3 separate regions of the Mus musculus genome follow, and all the other regions are linked to region 2. A link is a loop called in an ENCODE intact Hi-C map of the cell type or tissue named here. Cell type or tissue: left cerebral cortex. All regions are shown on one strand.

Region 1 (5,000 bases), 75 kb after region 2:
TGGAGCACCGAGATTCCTGAGAGCTGTGGGCACGGGCCCACCCCCACCCACCCACCACCCCACTCCCTGAGCTTTTGCTGCCTTAACCGCCCCGTCCCCGCCTCCCCCCCCCCCCCCCCCCCAGTCCCGGAGGTGAGGACAGCTCTCTTTAGTCTCTTCCCTGCCTCCTCCCTTTCTCCTCCCCCACATTTTGTATAAAACTGAATTTTTTTTTTAATGGTAGGGTGGGTGGGTGCCCAGAGCTGGGGGCTAATCTGTTCCTCATCTGGGTTTCTAAGTTCTGGGCAAAGTGGTGGTGGGGGGTGGGAGGGGGGTGTTAAGGGGGGGCACCTCCATTCTGGGAATTTCTATTTGAACAGAGGCTTTGGCCTTCAAACCCAGGAACTTTTTTATTACAATCGTAGGAAGAAAAGCCTTGTCCCCCTCCCTCTTCTCTGCCTCTTACCTTGTCCTCCCCCACCCCAATCCATGCCCCTCCCCCAGCCCTAACCCTGCCTTTCTTGCCCCTCCAGGGGCTGTGAGTGCCTGGGTTTCTTATACCCCACAAGGTTGCAGCAGGGGCAGGAGGGACAAATTTTATAAACCAAAAATTCTGTGGGGGGTGGTGGGGTGGGAGGCAGAGGAAGGTGAGGGGTGCCGCCTGTGGGCCACAAATCTCTACAAGTGCCTGTTCCCTACACCACCCAGTACTGGTCCAGTCCCTTCACGCCCACCCCCTGCTGCTCCTAGGTCTGGCCCATGGGCAGGTGGGTCAGGGGACAGGAAGGGGGGGTTGTCTCTCAAAACCAAACTGGAAGCCCCTCTCTGCCTCCTAGCTGGGGCCCCAGGGGTGGCCTGGAGGGCTGCGGTCAAGCCTTATTCTGTATTGGGAATGGAGGGTGGGGTGGGACGTGAGGGGGCTGCTGGAGAATGTATTCAAAACAATAAAACTTTGGACCTTTGCATGTGGTAATTTATCCTAGGTGCTGGGCGCAGCCACAGTATCAACAGAGACTTGGCTTAATTCTGGACAGGTCTAGACACCTGCTTCCCATCTGTGGCCAGAAGGCCTGACTCCACCTGAACAGGTCAACTAGGCCTGGGGAGTTATTGGCCTACTTTGAGATGTCACAAGCCTCAGAGCTGATGATTAAGGTTTCTGGCTTTCCGTAGTCTTGTCTTTCCTTGACTGGTTCCTTATCATCCCATCTGCCTCTAGGACCCTTAACAAGGCCCTGCTGTTCCTGGTTCTCCTACCTGAATTGCTTTTGCCCTCCAGCTCTGACTGCTAAGCCACACCCCCATCGGTTCCCCAGGGAAGGAAGGGTCCCGTATTTTGAATCCTCCCCATCTTACTCCAATGTACTCGGAGGAGGCTTTAGTGGTCCACACCTGTAATCCCACCAGCACTTGAGGTAGGAAGTTCAAAGTTAAGGCCAGGACCATGTGAAAGGGAGGTGTGCGATGTTAGCCTTCTGCTTGGGATCCTTTGACCGGGAGGCCTGTAGTGTCCTGAAGTGCAGCCCTTGGGCTGGAGAGACGCTCGGCTCTGTGTTCAAGGGTGCTTCTGCTCTTCGGAGAACCTCCGTCTGTTGCAGAGTACCTCATGTGGGGTGGCTCGTGACAGCTCACAGCTTCAGTTCCAGGGGAGGCAGCTTCTGGCAACCACTCAGAATTGGCATAGAGTCACTCAGATATATGCATTAATAAAGATCTTTTTAAGAAATTTACACAGATGCATATGAATGTTTGGTCTATATGCATGTCCGTGCACCTGCATCCGAGATGGTGAGAAAGGGGCGTCAGATGCTCCGGAAGGACAGAAAGATAGTTGTGAACTGCCGTGTGGGTGCTAGGGACCGACCCTAGGTCATCTGCAAGAGCAGCAAGCTCTCTTAACCACCAAGCCGTCTTGCCAGCCCGAATAAATAAAACTATTTTTTTTTTTTTTTTTGGTTTTTCGAGACCCGGTTTCTCTGTATATCCCTGGCTGGCCTGGAGCTCACTTTGTAGACCAGGCTGACCTCGAACTCAGAGATCTGCCTGCCTCTGCCTCCTGAGTGCTGGGATTAAAGGCGTGCGCCACCACTGCTCTGCTTATAAAACCAAATCTTAAAGAAACCTTGGAAAGTAATCGGTCATCCTTGTCCCACCAGCTCACCTCCTGCACGCACCCCCCACCCCCAAGCAGATTTTAAGAGGGATTTGTTGACTGACCTGACCTGCTGTGTGCCAAGTGTTTAAGCATTTCAGTTTCTCCTTTCCTTTTTTTTTTTTTTTTTAATATTTTTTTTTCTGGGATGGTTTCTCTGTGTAGCCCTGGCTGTCCTGGAACTTCTGTTGAGCAGGCTGGCCTCCAACTCAGATCCACCTGCCTCTGCCTCCTGGGATTAAAAACCCTGTGCACTCTCGAACACAGACACACACACATCCCAGCTCAGGCCCCACCGCAGCACATTTTAGTTCTTTAAGCATTCAGCAACAAAGGGCTTCATTAAACTTGCCTGTAGACCTAGAATTGAGCTATTCGACAAAGTAGCGCTTAATCTAATGTCTTAACAACAGCTGGATTCTCCAGTGGAAAGCCAGTTGGAGTCCAGATCGAGGGATCTGGGGTCTTAGAATTTGGTTGATGAGGAGCCTATAGAGCTAAGAAACCAGGAGCTTTCAGTGCTGAGTCTTTGAGGAGATAAAACAATCAGGAAGAGGCCGGGCTCTGGGTGCTTTAGGATGCCGGCCCCACCTGGGCAGTGCAGGTGTGATGCCCTAGGCCCTGAAAGGGGAAAGGGGCTCCCTCAAGGCCATAGGTTGCTAAGAGATAAGAGTGGGAATTGAGAACTCTGGGCCTGTTGGACTGGCTTCACTATAAAACTCCACCTTGTGCAGCCCTGAGGGAGAAGGAACCTTGAACTGGCTACCCATCTCTGCACTTCTACTTCAGCATGTGTCAGTCAGCCCTGGAGTGAGTGGGCTCTCCAGCCTGATGCTGACCAGGACCGGGAAGACTGGCAGGAAACAGGCTCTTGTGGCAGCTTGTGGGCAACTGCTCCCTCTCCTGGGTGATGTAAGCCATTCCCTGGGGTGGGAACCACTGGGTTATTTCTGGAAGTTGGGATGAGACATATCTCCTGGCAACATAGATGCAGCTGAGTTGCTAGTGGGGTGATGCAGAAAGGCGGATGTTGTCATTGCAAGAAAGAAGCAGGACTGGCTAGTGGTCTCAGCAGCAACACTCAGAATCGTCTTTTTTTTTTTTTTTAAGGCAGGGTACCTCCGTGTAGCCCTGGCCATCATGGAATTCACACAAGGAGATCAGGCGGGCCTCCAACTCACAGAGATTTGCCTGCCCCTGCCTGCTGGGATCAAAGGCATGCACAGCCATTGCTGGGCCTTCAAAGCACTTCTAATCACATGGCTCCTAAGAGTTCAGCTTCAGATCCCCTCCAGAGGACAGGCCATGATCTAATCAAACTTGTTGTCCCAGATTCCGGTTGTGTGGGACGTCACAGGTGATTTTTGGCCTTAAGAACAGCAGCTCCTCCAGTCTCTAATCGCCCACCGGAATCCATTTAGAGGTCTGGAACATTTCCTGCAAAAAGATGCCCTGAACTTAGTGTGGTGGCACGTGTCTTTGCCCTCAGTACTGGGAAGTCTTAGTTGGATTGCTGCTAGTTTGAGTCTAGCCTTGTTACAAGGAACAAGACCCCATTTCTTCCTCCTCTCCCTCCTCCTCCTCGCTGCTGCTCTTCCATTTTGGTCATTTAGGACAGGGTTTCTCTATGTAGCCTTGGGACTCTATAGACCAACCTAGCTTTGAACTCAGAGATCTGCCTGCCTCTACCTCCTAAGTATTAGAACTAAAGGTGTGCACTAAGACCTTATTTCTTTTTTATTGTTGATGTGGTTTAAGAATATTTATTTTATGTACACCATAGCAGTCTTCAGACTCACCAGAAGAGGAAATAAGATCTCATTACAGATGGTAGTGAGCTACCATGTGGATGCTGGGAATTGAACTCAGGACCTCTGGAAGAGCAGAAGGTGCTCTTAACCACTGAGCCATCTCTCTAGCCCCTAAGACCCTATTTCAAAAGAGAACAGAGGGCTAGGGATGTAGCTCAGTTTGTAGAGTGCTTGCTTAGCACACACAATTCTCATCACCAGAAAACTGTCTTGGCAACACTAGTCTGTAACCCAAGCACAGTACAGGCAGGAAGATGTCTTCAGCTTCATAGTGAATTTGAGGGCACCCCGGGCTACATGCGACCCTGTCTCGAAAGAAACAAAAACAAGACATTTGTCCCTGAGATCTTTGCTTCCAACCAGAAAGTCCTCCATACACCTTTCACGACTTTTACAAATGAATTCATTCCAATTAAAATCCCATTTGTAATAGCCCTCCTCCAAAGTATCTCCATGGCTCTCGAGGCCAACGTCTCTTCCTTGTGTTTCTTAGCCATTCCTCATTCATGGCAGCCCAGAGGTTTTCCCTCACACCTTTCATAAGTTTCCCTTGAGAGTTCTCTATAATTCCCCAAACAATTGTTTTACATTGCTTATATCAAAGTCTTTAATCTCTTCATGGACCCCCATCAACTCCTCCAAACATCTTTAGAACCTGCTTAGACACTTGGAAACATCTTACAGATCTTTGAATTTGCTCTCCAGTGCCGCACAGATCTCAATGCCAAGAACGGTCCCCTGGGCAGGTTCCACGAGTTCTGGCGGTTAAATAATGTGTTCTATCCTGCTACATAGCCTAGTGAGATTCTTTGATCCTATACCTAGGGGCTTGACTTCACTTTTCAACTGGGAGCAGCCGTCAGAGGGCGGCAGCCACCATGCGACTGTGTTACTCCAGAAACTCCCTCTACAGTCGAGCGTGAAGCGTCTGCAGGCTTTGCGAAGAGGGCGGAAGTACCCGTGCGTTGCCTTCTGGATAACGTAGTCTTTAGAAGCGCTAGCAGTACCTTCTGTCTCCATTCCGTGTCCACTGAGAATTGCAATAGGGAAATGACTGA
Region 2 (5,000 bases):
ATAATTTCTGGCACATGAACGACTAAGTTTTATTGAAGTATTTAAATGCAACAATAACCCTAAGGGCACTTAATGGACATTTGCTACATGTGATAGGTTGACTATATCTGGAACTAACTAAAAGCTAAATAGCTAGGCACAATTGTAAGGGTTTGTTTTTGTTTGTTTGTTTGTTTGTTTTTTCCCTTAACTAAACCACTTAAAGTGGGAAGGCCCACTTCTAATCCAGATCTTTTGAAGTGAGAGGCTCCACCATTAATCTGGGCCACACCTTCTGCTGGCAGCCTGTATAAAGGACATGAAAGAATGAAGTTTGCTCTTGCTCTTGGCCTGCTTGCTCTCACTCTAACTAGGAGTCCAGTCCTTCACTTTGAGGTAGCCCAGGCTGTCCTCAAACTCACAAGCCTCCCCGACTCCTGCCTCTGGCACTAGTCCTGGCTTCTTCTATTATCTGTTTTAGCATACTAGATTTTAGCACATAGGCTTGCTCAGAAGCATCTTCTAATTCCTGTCTGCATTAGAACTGACTCTCTTTAGCATTCTGGCATATACTGAAGACCAGGTAAGACATAAGCCATGTGGACTGAACTACTACTACTGGATTTTTTTTTGGTAAACAGTCTTTATCAGACTTGCTGGACCACAGTCTATAAGCCATTCTTTTTACTTGGGGGAGGGGGGGTGTCAAAACAGGGTTTCTCTGGCTGTCTTGGAACTCAGTATGTAGATCAGGCTGGCCTCAAACTCGGAGATCTGCCTGCCTCTGCCTCTGCCTCTGGAGTGCTGGGATGAAAGGAATGCGCCACCACCGCACAGTGACTATAAGCCATTCTAATCTCATTTCTATAAAGATTCATTCTATGCTATGCTTCCCTAGAGAACCCTGACTAATATACTATACCAGATATCAAATGTGTTAAATATCTGACTCCTTTCCTTTTAACTAAGTACTATTGTTGCGGCCATTTGGAGTAAAAGAAACTGTGCCTTCGAAATTCATCCATCCAAAGTCACGAAACTCATATGAAATAGAGCCTAGATCCTAAGCCAGGTGAGTGGACTTACTTTTTGTTGTTGTTGTTTGTTTTTTGTTTTCTCGAGACAGGGGTTTTTTTGTGTGTGTAGGCCTGGCTGTCCTGGAACTCACTCTGAGACCAGGCTGGCCTCGAACTCAGAAATCTGCCTGCCTCTGCCTTCCAAGTGCTGGGATTAAAGGCATGAGTGGACTTACAAGTAAGCAAAAATAAAGGAGTGGTAGAAAGCTGTGCTAGATTGATATTTTCTGTGCGCTACATTCAGGATCAAGTGAAGAAAAACACCCCTCACAAATACTCCTAGTTTGTTACTGTGACTCTTGGCACATTCCCTCCCATCAGAGTTAGGGCCCAAGCTGGCTGCAACACTGGATGTCCAACATTTTACAGCAAGAGTCCTGGAATGGAGCCGGGTTCTAGGAATGTGCTCAGTGAATGAACGCACAAATGAATGAACTAGCAACCGAGTGAGTGACCCACGCGGCCCCACTCACCCTCGATAAGCCACTCGCAGTTGCCGTTGACGCTGTAGTTGCCCGCACCATCCGTCACGAAGCCTGGCGCCTCCCGTAGCACCTGCCGCTGCCCCTTGCAGTCACCAGCCAGGACCCTGAGGGACAGCGGTCCCAGCACTGCCAAGGCCAGTGCAAGGGCCAAGGCCAGAGCTCCACCCAAGGCCATCGCCGCCTTAGGCACTGGCCCTAAGGGACGGGAAGGGCCGTGAAGACCTGGAGAAGACCCTCTGGGAATGAGGCCCTGCAAGATGCAACCTTTACAGACGTAGCATGGCCTTGTAGTCCAAGGATGTACCAGCCACGCAGTCCGGGCCAAGGAAAGGGCCGCAGTTGATGCGCTCTTGAAACCGAGGGGCCGGCCCTATAGACCCATGGAAGGCCCTGGATATGAAGTCGTTATGGATAGGGCTGACCCCTAGGGACCGTAAGGGTCCCCTATAGACACGAGCCCCCATAGGGGCGCCGACTCCATAAACGGTATCCAGTGATTACATTCAGGCTGCTGCAAGGCCAAAACAGACCGTATAGACAGTCTTCCAGGGGCGATGTGCTCTACAGCCCAGCTGGGCGGTCCATGGAGCGTGCGGGGTGGAACTTGCCTGGCCCGGAGACTCCTGGGGAGACCCCTCCAGACGGGGGCGGGGCCTGCCTTCGGGGTCCCGGCCCGGATCTCCAGGGCTCACTCTAATGCCTACCCACCCGCTCCTCCCACTCGAGGCGAATGGGCTAGATCAGAGAGACCTGGAGACTCCCGGGCCAGAGCGGCCCGAGGAAGACCCGCTGAGAGGGCGAGGGGGCGGGAGCCGCGCAGCCTCTGAGGGGAGGACAGGCTAGGAGGAGGCGAGAAGAGGAAGAGCGGCGGGTCAGAGCGGCCCTGAGAGGACTAAGGAGCGCCTGGCTCCACCCCTTCTCGAGGAAGACTTCCGGAAACTTTCCTCCCATCTGTTCCCAGTCGCTTGCGCAGCGAGAATAGGAATTCAGCTCAGAGAATTACGCATGCGTATTGCTAAGAGTGTAACCCAAAATCGCGTTTTGTGCTAGTCATTGGCTGAGCAAAGCCTTTGCCACTGGAGGGCGCCTCTATCTCTGCTAGCGAAAGGAAAGGCAACATAAAGGAGCGGTAAAAAGCTGTGCTAGATGGTTATTTTCTGTGCTCTACATTCAGGATCAACATGAATATCAAGTTATGAAGGCAAGGGACTCCAGACCAAAATAGCATTTCCTAGATGGATACAGTGAGACCCGTATGACTTAAAGCACCATCAATACATAAAAGAAGCTGGAGAGGCGACTTAGTGGTTCAGAGCATGTTGCCCTTGCAGAAGACCCTGGTTCGATTCCCAGAACCCATATAGTGGAAATCCAACGCCTTCTTGTGGCCTTCTCCTACACAATGTGCGCGCATAGTACGCTGACATACATTCAGGAAACACGTCTTTTCCTTTTTTCAGCTAAGATGGAAAAGAAACCATGTTATAGATTAAAAACTCAACGAATCCTCTTTATTTTGGCAAGAAGAGAAAACGTCTTTCTGCCACAGACCATGTGATGGTCCTTGGCATTCAGATGGACGGACAAAGCACAGGTCCGAGGTCACAAACCCCAAGGAGGGTTTCAAAGTAGAGACCAACTTCACAATATCCGTCTCTAAACAGTGGCTCGAGGGTCGCAGGGTCCTGGAGGGTCGGGCAGGGTCCAGGCGGTCGTCACGGGTGTTCCGGAGTCCAGCAGGGTCAGAGGTCTCGAAGGGGGTCAGGGGGGCGGAGATCACGGAACAGCGGGAGTCCAGATTCCGGAGCCATTCGGGGCAGGGGCTGAGGGAGGGGACGCGGAGAACGGCTCCCGCGGGACCGTTTGGCACAAGAGGGAAAGGGGCGGGACGCAGCGCATCCAAAGTGGGCGCGGGGTGTGGGAGGGGCGCGGGATGCCTGGCATGGCCGAGCCCTTGGGCCGGGAGAGAAACGGGGTTCCGGAGCCCAGCCGGGGCCCGGTGCGCCGCCCGTGGGGCAGAGGCGGGGAAGGGATGCTCAGACCGGGGGTGCAGGGCCCCCGGCTGTGTGCATGCTGAAGTATTCGGTGAAGCCGGTGTGCGGCGCCGCCGTCTGGGGCACAAGCGGCTGGTAGGACGGCGTCGGGCCATCCCAGCCCGAGTCGACCGCCTTGGAGAACCGAGCGGGTGGGGGCGGGGAGGCTGCGCCGGGTTCGGCCATGGTCACCACACGGCCCCTCGGGGCCACCGCCGCCGCCACCGCTGTCTCCTCCACCTGCTTCCCGGCCTGGGATGGGGGGTCAGGGTCAGAGGCTGCCCAGAACCCTCGGGGGAGCAAAAGCGGCCCCGAAGGCCCGTCCCCCTCCCCCTAGAGGACTCCCACCACCCCAAATATGGACGCACTTGTCAATCAGGGAAGGAGTGGGTGGCTGGGCGCCTGGGCAGTGGGGCCAGGTATTCAAGGGGTGGAGTTGGGGTGCGCCGGGCAAACTCTGGAGGCGGTGGGGGAGATGGGGACCAGCCTCGGAAGGCAGGCGGCGGGGGCACAGCGCGGGGTGTCCTCGGGGGCGTGCGCAACAGCGCCAGGACCCAGTCTGGCAGGGTGGGCGCGGGCGCCGGGGGACGGTCGAGGCGGGGCGTCGGGGCATGGGGAGTACGGAAGGCCAGGGGTGGGCTCAGACGCCAATGAGCAGGGGGTGGCGGCGGGGCGGGGAGCGGGGTCAGGTACTCCAGGGGCGGCGCCAGCAGCTCCTCGGGCGCCGGGGCTGCGGAGCTTACAGAGGAGGTTGGCGGGGGGATGGAGAAGAGCTCCGTGAAGTTGGGCACCGAGTCGCTGATGAACGTCACGTTTCCATAGACGTGCTGCGGGAAGGCTTTATCTGCTGATTGGCTCCCTCCAGGTCCAGGGACCCCAGCGGAGGCGATCTGTGAAGTTCGCACGTGGTACGGAAAGTTCTTGTTGGCCGCCGATGGGCGGGTCATGATCTGAGAAAAGTCAGGCACAGGTTAGAGAAGCAGTGTCCAGGCCCCAGACTGTCCCTATAAAATGTAAGGACTTAGATGATTCCCCTCCACTTGGCCTCTCTACATTGCCTTTGAACCATTCAGACTGCCTTGGACACCAGGCCTAGGGTATCTTCCGGCATTCTGACCTTTTCCCTCAACACACCTCTTCTAATTACTATGCTTAGTGGTGTTTCCAATATCACAATCCTGACTACTGGATGTCATAATTAATTGGTTATGGGCAGTGTCCTGTGCTGCCCAGTATGAGAGCCACTAGCCACATATGGCTTAAATTGAATCAAAATTAAATGTTAAGTTGTTTCTCAGTTACACACTGCCTTACCTAAGCTCATTAGGCTTGGAGAGCACAGATTAAAGAGTAGAAGTGTTTTACTGCTCTTTCCTGTTTTGCTTTGTTTTCTTTTTGAGACGGTCTATGTAGTCCAGGCTGTTCTC
Region 3 (5,000 bases), 240 kb after region 2:
GCTGGCTGGGGGACAGGAGCAGTTGCCCACACTCAAGACACTGGTACTGGCTCTCTTGGATGAGGGTCTGATATAGGCCTGTGCCTGAAGCAGCCTCTGTGGCCACTGTGACTCCAGGGTCAGCCACGCCCACCAGCTCAAAGTGCTGCTGGGGCACGTGGGAGTTCTGGTGCACAAGCACCTCCTCCAAGGATCCATAGAGCTGGTTGCACTCAGAGCAGACATAGCGGTGCTCAATGTACAGGACCGTCTCTTCACTCTCCTCAGTCATGGCAGCAGCAAGGCCCTGGGCTGAGAGGAGGGAAGGCAGCGACAAGTCAATCCTCCGGGGTATTTTATTCCATCCAACTTCTTCATTACATTTTCCCGCTCCAATGCCCTCCCTAATAATCCTCCTTGCCTGAACATAGGAACAGCCAACACGAATTTCTCCAATGGTCTTGTCCCAGGGACTTTCTCCCAAAGCTCCCAGCTCATTTAGCTTGCATTGAACACCAGCTCCTATGACCTCAATCCTCTCTATTTCCCATACCTCCAAACTGGTTCCCAAAGCCCTGTCCATCAAACAGGAACCTGTCTCCTTCCAATGCAGACTGTCCTTTGACTCCTTACCACTGCATGGGACAGTATTCCTTTGCCAAGCTACTTGCAGAATCCTCAAACACTCTCATGGCCTGTCCCTCCAAGCTGCACTCCTACATAGACTCTGCCTTCTGGCAGGCTCACAAACTTCTTTTCACACTCAGACCACTCAAGCTGGTGTCCAAGCCAACTGGTGGCACTGGTGGTCTTGCCACCCAACCTCTGCTAACCACCAATGCCCAGGTTCCTCACATCAAGTTACCCGGCTACCAAATTTTCTCTCACTGGCTGAACCCATCTCCATACTTTCCCACCTTAACCACTTCCTGATACTCAGACTCTTTAAAACAAGTTTAAACTAATCATATCAAGATCTTCTCAGCTGGGCAGTTCATGCTTTTAATTCCAGCCCTCTAAGGCAGAGTCAGGCAGATTGCTAGGAATTCACAGCCAGGCTGATCTACATAGTTAGTTCTGGGACAGGCTGGGCTACATGGAGAAACCAAAAGGGAAAAAGGCCCACCACAGGATTACCCTTTACCCGGAAGGTCCATCTCCACCAAAGTCTAATCCGTCACAGCCAGATGCGTCTCACCTTTCTGACACACCCCTAGAGTTTTCAATCACCCTTTCTCTCCACCAAGACCAAGTGTGCTGTGCTACTGCCCCAGCACACTGTCAGCTATTCACACTGACTTAACTCTAACTCATCGAGGAATGCCTATGTGCCTCCTCCCCAACCAACACTACCCTTTTTTGCATAAGGGTCCAGGCCAACCTTAATGAACTCAGCTGAGAACCCCGCTACTGAGTATAACCTAAACCTTTTTTTTCCCCTCTGAGAAAAGACCCAAATTCATCCTAACGCACTCCAGGGATTTTCAGATCCCTATTTCATACTGACTGAATTTCTCCTTTTTTGTAATCTTGGCCAGGAATAGCTGGCCCATCCTTCACAATTGCTTAACCTTTCACCTATCTCACTCAGGGTTTCCAATGTCTGTCACTTAGAAACTCCATCTGTACTCAAACCCTGCAAAAAGAGGTCCTCTTCATACTTAAACCTTCTCACCAGCAAACAACTATGGGGATACCCAAATCCCCCAGAGTTATCAATATGGTACATCCCCAAAATTCCTAGACTGCTCTCTGTAGCACACATCTCTGTCTCTCCAACTACACCCAAGATTGCTCGAATATTCCCTTTGGCCTACTTACCTGTATCTAAAACAAAACAATCCCTCCCCTCTAGCTCAACCTATTGAAACCCGTAAGAATAAATAAAGACCTCTGTCAATACTTTCCAAGCCCCACTTTCATGCGTTTATCGGTCTTCCTTGTCAGCATTACTCCGTTTTCCACACCTGATCCCTCCCTTCGCTCTAAAGATACCTCAAAAACCTCTTCTCTGCCTCAGCTCTTTCCAGGCAGAAATCGATTTTCCTCCCTGCGTTAATTACCTCCTTTCTCGGGCCAGCTCCCCACCCCGGCATCCATGAGTCCTCTAACCGTCCCCTTTCGATTCTGATCCCCATCCCAGCGCACCCACCCGTGGCCCCGATACCCCATGCAACCAGAGAGCCCTCCGGCGAGGCAGCTCTGGGACCTCCCCTTCCCGCCAAGGTCGGCCCCCGGCCTGCAGCCCGAGCCCTGCCCCTCCTCACTCAGCCCCGCACTCAACTCCAGTCCCCCATCCCACCCGCCGTCCCGGCACAGCCCCCGCCCGGCCCGCGCGCCCAACGGCCGCTCCGCTCTCCGCACCCGGGACGCGATCCTTCAGGCCTTCATCGTGCAGGCCGAATGACGCAGGCAAGCCGCCGGGTGGGGCCGGACCTCTGCGCTCCGGCGGGGACTCACCCGCCTCGGCCGTCTCGCCGGCCCCAGGCCGGGCTACGGGCTTCAGGTCCCTTTGCACCGCCACTCTAGCGCCGCGTCCTCTCTAGCGCCCGTCGTCTCGCCTGCTCCGCAGCCTCGCTCTCACCCCAGGCCGCCCTCAACAACGCTCCTCCCACCTTCCGCCTGGGCCGCTGCGAAGAACTGCACAATTCGCCCAATCATCGGCTGTCTGCCCCTGTCATTAGACCAATCGATGCTCAGGTTTCCTGAAGCCTCGACCAATAGAGCGGAGGGGTGGGATCGCGCAGCGCCCAGCCAATCCTTTAGCAATGTTCCCTCGCTGGTCGGCCTCCAGGTGGATACTACCCGCCTCTTTAATCCTCCCTGGAGGTTCTTCCTCTTCCACCTCTTCTCGGATTCCGCCTTTGATAGCTCGAAAGGGGAGCGCTGAGCGGAGAGGGCGCGATGACGTCGGGAGGCGGGACGAAGCTGGAGGCGCCATCTTGGGGGCGCCTGACAAGCTAGGCGTAGGGGATTCGGGCAGTGTAGGCTGTAGAGACACGCAAAGCCCTGGAGGCCGGCGGGTTACAGTCAAGGATCCCTGAGGGCCAGTGGCAAAAAAAAAAAAAAAAAAAAAAAGAGACACCACTCGGCGTGAATGGGAGAGGAAACCAAGCAGCAGCAGTCACACAGGGCAAAAGGAACAAAACAAGGCTTAAGACTTTTTTTTCCTATTAAGAGGATGAACGGGGAAATCGAGGAAGAGTAGAATGGAAACAAGATGTCAGGAGAGGGAGTTTAGAGGAAGAGGTACGTGACAGGAAGTGAGAAATGGAAGGAGAAAGGAAAAGCCCCGTTAGTAAGGTCCCTTGGAAGAAGCTGAGGGTGTGGGGTGGAAGACCTGAAGAAGGAAGTTTATGGGATTTGTAGTGGATCGAGTCAGTTGTTCTTGTTTTTGTTTGAGGCATGGTCTGGCTTTGTGAACAGGCTGGCCTCACAGAGATCCGCCTGACTCGGCCTCTCCTGTTTTGAGCATTAAAGGTATCTTTCCAGGTGACTGCCCTTCCACACAGTTACAGTTAAGGACCCCTAGGCATGGGAAGAATTTCCTGGGAAAACATGAAGTTCCAGGCCAGCCAGGGAGATGGTTCAGCGCGTAAAGCCACATGCTAAGCCTGATCTGGAGTTTTGATTCTGGGATCCACAGGGTGAAAGGAGAGAACTGACTCTTGTAAGTTGTTCTCTGACTTCTGCATATACCAGAGTGTGCATACATGAACATACACACACACACCTGAATGTAATATGGTAGCGAGTGACTGAAGAGATCCAGTATCCATATTTGGACTCCACACAAGTACACCACAGTTTTCAGGAAGCTCCCTCTTGAAGCCAAGGTTAAGGGAGTTATCAGAGGTGCATCTGGTTGGTCAAACTGTCCCCCGTTTCCCCAACTGAAGCTCAGAAAAACTAGGAGGGGTTTGAACACAGAACCACAGGTAGGTCTGAGTCTCCAGTTGTCACCATGTGTGTGCCCTCCTTTGGATGTCTAGCTGGATGTCTTCTTACTGGACTCCCTAGCAAGTATACCTACATGTTCTAACTAGGCTGCTTATCCTGGCCCTGGTACTTCTTAGCTGTGACTTTGGGCAAAACAACTCCACTCTGTCTCAGGTTTAGTTTTTTTTGTTGTTGTTGTTGTTGTTTTGGTTTTTTTTAGTTCTTCGAGACAGGGTTTCTCTGTATAGCTCTGGCTGTCCTGGAATTCACTTTGTAAAACAGGCTGGCCTTGAACTCAGAAATCCACCTGCCTCTGCCTCCCGAGTGCTGGGATTAAAGGTGTGCGCCACCATACCCGGCTTTTGTTTTTGTTTTTATCTCTGAAAAGGGATGCTAGTCTTTGTCCCGGGTTTTCGAGACACTAAGTAAATACTGCTATATAGAAATTAATTTTTGTTGGGCAGTGGTGGCACACACCTTTCCAGCACTTGGCAGAAGCAGGTGGATTTCTGAGTTAAAGGCCAGCCTGGTCTACAGAGTGAGTTCCAGGACAGCCAGGGCTACACAGAGAAACCCTGTCTGACACCCCCCCCCCAAAAAAGAAAATAATTGTTGAGACAGCATCTCTATGTAACCCTGAAACTCGTATGTAGTCCAGGCTGGTCTCAAGAGATCCCCCTGCTTCTGTCTGCCTGCTGGGATTAATGGCATGCATCACTACACATGGCTCGAGGACTTACTTTTAGTATCTGATTAGTATCTTGAGGTGCCTAGTGGTAACTGACATCCAAGTGTGTTAGGTGACAATGGAAATTCTGCCCAGTGCTTTTCATTCATTATTTAATTCTACCAGTCCTCTCAGAGACAGTTACCATGAGGTGCTAAGAAACAGGCCGGGAGAAGTCATGTGTCCAGGTTCCCACGGGGAGAGAAGAAAGCCATCATTCCACCCCAAGAGATGGTTCCCTAGGTCTATACTCAGTTCCCCGGTGGGTGGATTGTTTGGGATCAAAGGGTGAATGGTTGACTTCAGGAAGAGCAAAGCAAAGGATGGGGGAAGGGAAAGGGGGAAGGGGAAGACA

Evidence for each region. A loop is a pair of places that touch in the nucleus more often than their neighbours do. Peaks named below come from ENCODE experiments on the same cell type or tissue, not always from the same donor. Only the 100,000 strongest peaks of a DNase experiment are listed, where the experiment ranks them.
Region 1: it touches region 2 in a loop (6-fold over the local background); 17 of 42 quality-filtered maps call a loop at or near these places.
Region 3: a loop joins it to region 2, with 2.0 times the contacts of the local background. A loop is called at or near these places in 6 of 42 quality-filtered maps.

Annotation. Positions count from the first base shown.
Region 1 is chr7:25,239,269-25,244,268 of GRCm38, reverse strand. Erf (Ets2 repressor factor) reads left to right here. Exons shown (of 4, transcript NM_010155.3): 4 at 1-1,709. The coding sequence ends at 20. Among named protein-coding and RNA genes, the nearest start is that of Gsk3a, 3.9 kb to the right of the region's middle. In left cerebral cortex, CTCF peaks have their summits at 3,041 and 4,853 (motif pointing right); DNase peaks (open chromatin) are centred at 1,545, 3,060 and 4,878; H3K4me3 peaks cover 491 bases; H3K27ac peaks cover 3,200 bases.
Region 2 is chr7:25,314,222-25,319,221 of GRCm38, reverse strand. It overlaps Tmem145 (transmembrane protein 145), which reads right to left. Exons shown (of 15, transcript NM_183311.2): 14 at 4,317-4,523; 15 at 3,027-3,825. The coding sequence ends at 3,577. Megf8 (multiple EGF-like-domains 8) reads right to left here and starts at 2,058. Exons shown (of 41, transcript NM_001160400.1): 1 at 1,529-2,058. The coding sequence starts at 1,715. In left cerebral cortex, a CTCF peak has its summit at 2,613 (motif pointing right); DNase peaks (open chromatin) are centred at 1,532, 2,527, 3,242 and 3,380; H3K4me3 peaks cover 2,955 bases; H3K27ac peaks cover 1,533 bases.
Region 3 is chr7:25,074,826-25,079,825 of GRCm38, reverse strand. Zfp574 (zinc finger protein 574) reads right to left here and starts at 3,019. Exons shown (of 2, transcript NM_175477.5): 1 at 2,344-3,019; 2 at 1-291. The coding sequence starts at 271. It also overlaps a transcript of Grik5 not described here. In left cerebral cortex, a CTCF peak has its summit at 2,793; a DNase peak (open chromatin) is centred at 2,731; H3K4me3 peaks cover 2,382 bases; H3K27ac peaks cover 1,900 bases.